Regions from separate parts of the Homo sapiens genome. Here all the other regions are linked to region 3. A link is a contact called in ENCODE Hi-C or POLR2A ChIA-PET data. All regions are on one chromosome and are shown on one strand. Each heading gives the region's core, a stretch centred on a gene start or an enhancer-like site at or near the end of the contact. The rest is flanking DNA. Distances are from core to core; before and after follow the strand shown. Region 1 holds the start of MRPL34 (mitochondrial ribosomal protein L34). Region 2 holds the start of GTPBP3 (GTP binding protein 3, mitochondrial). Region 3 overlaps UNC13A (unc-13 homolog A).

Region 1 (3,145 bases), core at 387-2,886, 300 kb after region 3:
CAGAGCGAGACCCTGTTTCAAAAACAAACACCCCCCCGCACACACACACAGTTTTCCACCAGTCTTCCCAGACCTATAAAATTTATGACACAGGCTGGGCATGACGGCTCACACCTGTAATCCCAGCACTTTGGGAGGCCGAGGCAGGCAGATCACCTGAGGTCAGGAGTTCGAGACCAGCCTGGCCAACATGGTTGAAACCCCGTCTCTACTAAAAATACAAAAATTAGCCGGGTGTGGTGGTGGGCGCCTATAATCCCAGCTATTCGGGAGGCTGAGGCAGGAGATTGCTTGAACCCAGGAGAGGGAGTTTGCAGTGAGCCGAGATCGTGCCACTGCACTCCAGCCTGGGGGACAGAGCGCAGTGGTTCATGCCTGTAATCCCAGCACTTTGGGAGGCAGAGGAGGGCGGATCACCTGAGGTCGGGAGCTCGAGACCAGCCTGACCAACATGGAGAAACCCCATCTCTACTAAAAATACAAAATTAGCCGGGCGTGGTGGCGCATGCCTGTAATCCCAGCTACTCGGGAGGGTGAGGCAGGAGAATCGCTTGAACCCGCAAGGCGGAGGTTTTAATGAGCCGAGATCCCCCCATTGCACTCCAACCTGGGCAACAAAAGGGAAACTGTCTCAAAAAAAAAAAAGAGTTATGACACATATAAGGCAAGTGGAACTTTGAACATTTATTACACGTTTAATAATATTTCAAAATTATTGATAATTCTTTTGGATGTGATAAGCTTTGTAATTGTCTTTTAATGAGCTCTCATCTTGGAGAGATACATTCTGAAATATTTACAGAAGAAATAATCCGATGCCTGAGATCAGCTTCAAAAGAACTCAGGATGGGGCAGGGACGGGTTGTAGGTAGTCGGTAGTCAGGGTACTGGGTACACGGATGTTCTTTGTACTGTTCTTTGGTCTGTTGCGCAGGTTCGAAATGCTTCCTAATTAAAAAGCCTAAAAAGGGACTTGGCAAGCTCCCATCCAGACTTCAACCCCACAATATGGAGAGCACTCAGGTCCGAGGCGTTCCTGCTCCCCAGCTCCCTGCAAAAATAGCGCCAGGCAAGGTCCGAGGCGAGGGCGATGCTTCCATGAGGGTCCCGCCGACTGCGTCGCGATCCTCAATGGCTCAGCGACTTGCGGCCCTTGAGCATTCGGCGAAGGATGACCTGCACGCCGGCCGGCGTGCTCAGGCGCCGGACCCAGCCGTGCTTGTTCTTGCGTTTGATGTTGCTCGGCTGATACTCATTCCCGCGAGCCTTGCCCCGGGCCTGCTGCGGGGTGGGGAGGCCCCAGGCGTCTGGGAACCCCAGCCAGGCCCGGGGCTGGAGCCACCTGCGTGGGTAGAGGGACGGCGAGAAAGGTCAGACGGGGCGCTGGGTGACCTTGGCGCTCAACCTCTCTGAGCCTCGGCTCCCGGAGACAGAGCCTGGCTGCAAAATGCGCAAGGCACTGGCAGGTCACGCGGGCAGTGAAGAGTGGCGCCAGCCTCCGAAGCCGCCCTTATTCCCTGATTTGGGGAAGGGTCCCCCTGAGGACTTACCTGCCACCCAGCAACGCTGCCGACCTACTCGTGGGGCCCAACAGGGATCCAGCCAAGACAGCCATATCCGCAGTGGGTCCCGCAGTACCGGCTGCGGGCGATTCCGGAGCCCAGAGCCGCTCCAGCCCTGGAACAAAGGATTATGGGAAATGTAGTTTCTCCTAACGTGCAAAAAAGAGGCCGTTGGGGAAAACCCTGAAGTTGTAGTTCTGCGCCTGCGCAACAGAGGCGCGCCAGTCTATATCCGCGGGGCACAGGGATGCTCTGCATACACACCAACAGGTAGCCGGCGAACGGCGCCTTCTGAGCAAGCGCGTGCGCACAAGGCATTATCTCCCGCGGTCAGCTGGCAGCTGAGCTGTAGTTCTCTCTCCTATTGACCGGCAGAGGGTGCCCCGCGGTGGCCGGGCGCAGCTGGTGGCAGCTGCAGGAAGCGGCTGGTTGGTCTTCCCGCCCCCAGCGGGAGCTGGGCAGATGGCACACAGCTGGCTGGCAGCTTGTCCTGGCTGCAGCCAAGTCTCCGCCTCTTGGCAGGAAGCCGAGGAGGCCTGAGTTCAAGCTCGCTGCGTGTCCTTGGGGTGGTCCCTGCGCCACTCTGGGCTTTCTCAATCTGTAAACTCAGGGATTGCAAGCTTGTCTTTGGCAATCTTGCCCCCATTTTGGGCCCTAGAAGAATTCTCCTCTGTTGTTAGAACCAAAAAAAAAAAAAAAAAAAAGGAAGAAAAATTTTCTGATACTCAGATCTGAACCCCTCCCCTACTCACACACTATCCTTGGCTCCCCATTTCCCCAGGTAAAACCTGCTCAGCCCTTCCATCAGGCATGCAAAACCCTCTACACACACCATCTTACATTTCAGCCACACTCTCCTCTCTGCCTGGTGTTCCCCTATCCGCCCTTTAAAAATCCTTTCCTCTCCAAGGGCTGAGTGAGGTGTGGCTCATGCCTGTAATTCCAGCATTTTGGGAGGCTGAGGAGGGAGGATCCCTTGGGGCCAGGAGTTTGAGACCAGCCTGGGGACATGGTAGCAACCACCTATAGTCTCAAGTACTTGAAGGTGAGGTGGGAGGATTCCCTGAACCCAGGAGATCCAGGCTGTAGTGAGCAATGATAGCGCCAATGCACTGCAGCCTGGGCAACGGAGTGAGATCCTTTCTCAAAAAAAAAAGGAGTCGTCTTCTCTCAACCGCTGTCCATTCTTCTGGCCCGACTGCTTTCCCTTGACTCTCCCCCAAGTTCAAGGGCTCCTCAAGGGCCAGGGGCCTGGGGCTGTATCCCTACAAGTGCCAGCTTGGGGTTCATGCAGAGAGGTGTTTGCTAAATGAATAAACTGTATAGTCTCCCAGAAGTGCCCTTAGTGGGCAAGAGTAGGTGTCTGGACGGAATCCAGCTCTGGCAGCAAATTCCAGGGGATGTGAGTGGCCAAGCAGCAAGGAGCATTTAACCCCTCGTCCTCCGAAGCCCATCCTACCTGTAGCATCGTTTAGCAAAACATCACCACTATAATAATGCCCATAATATATGGAGCATTTGTTATATGCACGACACTATGATGAGTGCTTTACCTGCGTAGCAAACTTATGAGAGGATTAATT
Region 2 (2,938 bases), core at 3-2,502, 270 kb after region 3:
TCTCATGCAGGGGTTGCACAGATGGGGTCTCTGAGGGAGAGAATGGACAAATGGGGGACTTGCTTTGGTGAGGGTCTCGGCCCAGCCACGGCAGAGGTGGCCCAGCTCTCCGTCCAGCTGCCTGAGGGCCTGCCGCCGCTGCGCCTCTGTTTCCGCGTGGATAAGGTCCGCCAGCCCCTCCACTTCGGTCAGGTTCAGCTTCCCATTGGCGAACGCCCGTCTGGTGAACTCGCCTGCCTCCGCCGGTCGAAGCCCTGGCACGCTGCCTGCAGGAAGGTCCCAGTCTGACACCCCCTGGTCCCCACCCAGGCCCATTGGGAGGACCAAGCATCTCACCCAACGCTGCAACTCACCCAAGGCCTGCAGGACGCCGCTCACCACTGCCGGGCCTCCATGCACGTGGAACTCCACGCAGTCCTCACCGGTGAAACTCTGGGGACCTAATGTGACAGACAGGTGACAGGAGGACAGCACAGCCAGTGCAAACCCTTGGAAGGGGGAAACTGAGTCATGGGACCTACAGGAGGCTCGGAACCTGGGGACCCTCACCTGGGAACCAGAGCACCAGTGCGCGGTCCAGAGGCTCCCCGGAGCGGGGATCGCTGAGCAGGCGCAGGCTGGCGTGGCGAGCAAGGGGCAGGTCTCGGGGTGCTGTGAGAATTCGGAGGGCGTGGCCGCTGGCGGGGCCGCTGGTCCGGATCACTGCGATGCCGCAGCGGCCTTGGCCAGAGCTTAGCGCGAAGATGGTGGCGCCGGAGCCGGGGGCTGGTGCGCCGCTGCTCCGGCGCGTGCACAATCTGGAACCGGAGGGGAGGCGAATCAGCGCACCTGGGAGGCTCAGCCTCAGTGTCAAGTAGACCGAGGGCTCGATGATCGCGAGATGCTCCAGGTGGGGGGGTTCTGCGGCTGGGGGATGCACAAATTGGATGTTCTGAAGGCCGAAGGGTGACCGGATTAGGGACTGTGAGGCCAGAAGGAGACCCAGATATGGGCTCTGCCGCAAGGGTCATGAACGATTGAGGCACGGAAGAACGCGAATGATTGCTCTGCCGCAGGGAATTGGGCCCCTAAAACCCAGGGAGTGGGTCTGGGGTCCAAGCAGCACCCCAAGCTGTCGCACCCCTTCCCCTGTAGCCCCACCTGCGAGGCCCACGTGCCGCTTGGGCCGCCAGGGTCCAAAGCCCCCGCCACATGGATTTACAACCTGCGACCCGCCTGCCCGACCTGCCTGTGTGGCTTCAAGTCTGGGCAGGGGGCCCCGCCCACTCCGCGGCTTGACTAGTAAAGTGCTCAACTATTCTCGACCACCATTGGGTATCTTAGGATACGTCCTGCCCACCGTCTGAAGATACTCGCTTCCATTGGCTGGTGCAAGGGAGAGCGGGAGCGGGAGGCGGTATGGAGGTAGGTGTAGCGAAATGTTGTTCCCCGGGCAACATGAGACCAAATTTTTAGGGTCCTAGCGCAGCGAGGCTGACAATAGGAATAAGGAATGGAAGAAAGGACAGAGTTTGGCACAGGGCAGTGCAAATTACAGCGAGGGGAGGTTTTGAGTCCCGCATTTTCCATCTGCTCACTCCGCAGCCTTAGGCGTGGCAAGGACCTATGTGCGTTCAGTTTTCCCGTTCAAGAAAGGAGGGACTACACCTCTTTACGTTCAGGTTCAGACCGGAAACTCAGAGCATCTCGGTGACCGGGAGGGACGAGTACTGGAGAACCCACGCCCTGATCCAGGGAAAATCTTGCCCGAACTTCTGGAAAGAGTCCTACTTGCTTTTTCCGGAACTCTCCAGATTCTCTCCCCTCCCCAGCGTTCCCTTCTGCCGTTCCCTCGGCTTCGGATGCCCTTCCTCATTTGACAAACTCGTCTTCAAGGCCTAGCTCCAAGATCCCCTCCTCCAGGAAGTCTTCCTGGAACCCCCAGCACAGCCCTCTCTCCACTGTGGACTTCCTTGGCTCTCTGTCTCTCTGGTCCAGGTCTGCACCTGCAGAGCCAAGTGTCCGGTCAGTCTCTGGCTCCCCGAAAGCCAGAAAGGGGAGCCTCGGAGATTGCTTTCAGGTTAACCCAGGACAGCACTGAAACTCGGAATAAAGCGCTGATGGTGGAATTCCAGGCACTGGCTGGGCGGGGTCTCCGGGAGCGCCTTCGCATGGCGGATTCTCTGGTTCTGGATCAGAGCGGGCGGGCGGCGCACTTGCGTGTTAAGAAAAATCTGTCTGACAGAATAGAGTTCTAATACCCCCTTACCTCGCCCTGCTCAATATTTTTATTTACTTTATTATTTTATTTTATTTTATTTTTGAGACAGGGTCTCACTCTGTCGCCCAGGCTGGAGTGCAGTGGCGCGATCACGGCTCTTGCAACCTCCAACTTTTGGGCTCAAGGGATCCGCCCGCCTCAGCCTCCTGAGTAGCTGGAACCACAGGCGCGAGCCACCATGCCAGTCTAACTTTTCGGTGTTTCTTTTTGTTTGTTGTTTTTGTTTGTTTGTTTTGTTTTCGTTTTTTTGGTGGAGACGGGGATCTCACTACGTTGCCCAAGCTTTTTTTTTTTTTTTTTTTTTTTTTTGAGACGGGGTCTCGCTCTGTCGCCCAGGCTGGAGTTCAGTGGCGCGATCTAGACTCACTGCAACCTCCGCCTCCCAGGTTCAAGCGATTCTCCTGCCTCAGACTCCCAAGTAGCTGGGACTACAGGCGTGCGCCACCATGCCTGGCTAATTTTTTGTATTTTTAATAGAGACAGGGTTTGGCCATGTTGGTCAGGCTGGTCTCGAACTCCTTGCCTCAGGTGATCTACCCGCCTTGGCCTCCCAAAATGCTGGGATTACAGGCGTGAGCCACTGCGCCCGGCCGAGGCTTTAATATTTTAAGTTGTAAAATAGGAACAAATGATGACATATTTATATTTCATCTGCCATTCTCTAGTTGTTACATCTGT
Region 3 (2,758 bases), core at 2-2,501:
GCCAACATGGTGAGACCCCCCCCCCCGCCACCCCCATCTGTACTAAAAACACAAAAAATCAGCCCGGTGTGGTGGTGCATGCCTGTAATCCCAGCTACTAGGGAGGCTGAGGCAGAAGAATCGTTTGAACCCGGGAGACAGAGGTTGCAGTGAGCCGCGATTGTGCCACTGCACTCCAGCCTGGGTGACAGAGGGAGATGCCCACTCAAAAAATAAAAATAAATAAAAATAAATAAAAATGCACAGGGGTAAGGGTAAATCAGAGCTGGTTAGCTGGTATTATCTAGGGGGCCTGGGAGCTCTTATGGGACAAGATTGAAGCCAGTTCCATGTCGTGTCAGCACAGGGCTCTTGGTCAGAAGGTTTTGGGGCGATTGGCCCCTTTAGGGGATACTCAGGAGGAGAAGCATGGTCTAGTGGGAGGTCAGATGTCAGCCAGGGTGGGCCGGAGTACTTCAGGGATAGAGGTACAACCTGGGAGGTGGACAAGAGGGAGAAGCTGGGCGTGACCCTGTAGGAGGGGCTCTTATCCAGCTGGCGTCAGGGCAGGTCACTGGGACTGCTTAGGGGCAGGAGCACAGGTGAGGGGCATGCGGGAGGCGGTGTCACCCATGGTGAGGCACCAGGGCAGGCTCATGTCTGGAGGGCATCTTGGAAGTAAGAGGGGTGGGCTGGGGGTGTGGGGGGCTGGGGAAAGGGCCACGTCGTGGGTCTAGAGGAGAGCCTGGTTAAAGAGCTTCTGGGTGGGACATTAGGGGCAGGGCCGTGCGGGCAGCAGTTCAGCCGGCAGAGGGCACAGGCGCGGGTATCTCAGGGTGGGAGCATGGCCTTGCAGGGCGGTGTCTGAGGGGCGGGAGCTGGATGTAAAACTATGCGGTCATTTTTCGGTGGGTGGAAAAATGGGAAGAACAGGCGTGGGCGTGGCCCAGCTCGGGGTCAGCTGCTGTGGGCGCGGCCAAGCACAGGGTTGTAGGTCAAGTAACGGGGCAGGGGCGGGGCTAGCGTAGCGTGGGAGGTGACAGGTGTGGGCACCCCGGTGTGGGCGTGGCCCGCAAATGCGGTGGGGACGGGGCCGTGGGCGGGGCATCACAGTAGGTGTGGCCTGTCTCACGTTCCGCCCCTCCCCACGCAGCACGCTGAGCGCCGACGCGGGTCCCGAGTGCTATGAGCTGCAGGTGTGCGTCAAGGACTACTGCTTCGCGCGCGAGGACCGCACGGTGGGGCTGGCCGTGCTGCAGCTGCGTGAGCTGGCCCAGCGCGGGAGCGCCGCCTGCTGGCTGCCGCTCGGCCGCCGCATCCACATGGACGACACGGGCCTCACGGTGCTGCGAATCCTCTCGCAGCGCAGCAACGACGAGGTGGCCAAGGAGTTCGTGAAGCTCAAGTCGGACACGCGCTCCGCCGAGGAGGGCGGTGCCGCGCCTGCGCCTTAGCGCGGGCGGTCGGCCGAGCGGCACTGCGCCTGCGCGGAGGGCGCTGGGCGGGGAGGGACGGGGCTTGCGCCTTGGTGGGACCTCCCCAGGGGCGGGGCTCGGGGGGCTCCACGCCAAGGGTGGGCTGCGCCTACGCCCTTGACTCAGCTTTCCCTTTTGGGGAATTAGGAATGGAGGATGCCCCGCCCTCTCGGGAGGCCACGCCCAAGGGCGCGACGAAGGAAGGAGCCACATCCCCAACTTGAGGCCACGCCCCCAGCACCTAGGGGGCATTTTGAGCTGGGATGGGGGAAACCTCGTCCCTATGGAGGAGGCCACATCCCGGGGCTCTGGTACCGGGAGGCACCACCTCATGTCCCCTGGAAAAGCCATAAGATGGGACCCAGACCCCTGGGACCCCAGACCAATTGCCAAGTATGGAAATCTCAGCTCCCTCGAGGGGGGGCCCTGGGCAAGGGGTAGGGCTCTCTGGAGCGCCCCTCTAGGTGGCCTGGGGACTGGAGGGACCAGGATGCTGGTTGGAGGGCCCCGGAATACCGGAGTCCCTTTAGATATTTGTGCAAAAAATAAATGGGGGGAGGGGGGAGGATGGGATTTCAAAAGCACATGCGCCCTTGGGCGCCCAAACCCTGGGGGCCGAGGGGACGGCTCTGGTTCCCCACGCTGCCCCTACTTCCCTTTGGGAGTTTGCCTCTCCCTCTCCCCCAACAAACCCAGTCCTCATATCATAGAGTTCAACACACCCATTTGACAGATGGCAAAACTGAGGCTTAAAGAGCTGCTTGAGACTTGGCCAAGGTTCCAGGTGCCATACCCTCTGTGCCCCTCCCTTAGGCCTGTGTGCCCCATGGAAGGGTGGGCTGAGATCGGGATGACCTGACACAGCTCCCTATTGCTGCTAATTCCCCCTCGGCCTCCTCCAAGGGGTGGGAATTCCAGGCCAAGACCCCTACTTCGCCTTTCCTTCTCCGGCTGCCAAGCAGGACCTTTGCCCTCAGCCCTTTCTCCTGGGATCTCCATGGGGGATGCCATGAGGGCCTCCCACCACAAAAGAGAATTTGGGATCCCCTGGTCCCAGGTTTCTCCATCCCTTCTTCCTTTTCCAGAATTTTCCAAATAGGAAAGAACAGAAGGAGACCAGAAACTCTAGGGGGGAGAAAGAGAATGAGAGAAAGAGAATGAGAGAGAGAGAAACACAAACACAGTGACACAGTGAGAGCTTAGTCTCCAAGAGCCTATTCATTGATTCAAACACCCAAGCCACAGGATACCTCAGATGGCCCTCTTGCCAGCTGGAAGCTCTTTCTCCAATGAGCAAAGTTACA

The links. Hi-C counts contacts between places; a loop is a spot of excess contacts on that map. ChIA-PET counts read pairs that join two places held with the same protein, here RNA polymerase II (POLR2A). Pooled maps may share reads with other maps.
Region 1: a pooled map shows a loop between it and region 3 (4-fold over the local background). The contact joins the promoter of MRPL34 here to the enhancer-like site in region 3. A Hi-C loop is called at or near these places in 6 of 50 pooled maps. POLR2A ChIA-PET finds 5 or more read pairs at or near these places in 2 of 52 experiments (activated B cell and activated T-cell).
Region 2: a loop to region 3 is called in a pooled map, with 12 times the contacts of the local background. The contact joins the promoter of GTPBP3 here to the enhancer-like site in region 3. A Hi-C loop is called at or near these places in 1 of 37 single-sample maps with no recorded cell type and 7 of 50 pooled maps. POLR2A ChIA-PET finds 5 or more read pairs at or near these places in 1 of 52 experiments (WTC11).

The regions. Positions count from the first base shown.
Region 1 is chr19:17,304,363-17,307,507 of GRCh38, reverse strand. It overlaps MRPL34 (mitochondrial ribosomal protein L34), which reads right to left and starts at 1,636. Exons shown (of 2, transcript NM_023937.4): 1 at 1,551-1,636; 2 at 665-1,342. The coding sequence starts at 1,615. The coding sequence ends at 1,129. RefSeq lists a silencer at 1,323-1,382 and an enhancer at 1,613-1,692.
Region 2 is chr19:17,335,867-17,338,804 of GRCh38, reverse strand. GTPBP3 (GTP binding protein 3, mitochondrial) reads right to left here and starts at 1,252. Exons shown (of 9, transcript NM_032620.4): 1 at 1,141-1,252; 2 at 550-797; 3 at 354-440; 4 at 64-266. The coding sequence starts at 1,193. RefSeq lists enhancers at 268-939, 940-1,611, 1,612-2,283.
Region 3 is chr19:17,604,729-17,607,486 of GRCh38, reverse strand. UNC13A (unc-13 homolog A) reads left to right here. Exons shown (of 44, transcript NM_001080421.3): 44 at 1,133-2,758. The coding sequence ends at 1,433. Among named protein-coding and RNA genes, the nearest start is that of COLGALT1, 50 kb to the right of the region's middle. RefSeq lists silencers at 827-1,046, 1,417-1,676 and enhancers at 761-1,665, 1,666-2,570. Within about 2 kb of position 1,251, at least 21 of the 41 ENCODE cell types and tissues checked have a DNase peak (open chromatin) inside an H3K27ac peak, as active enhancers do.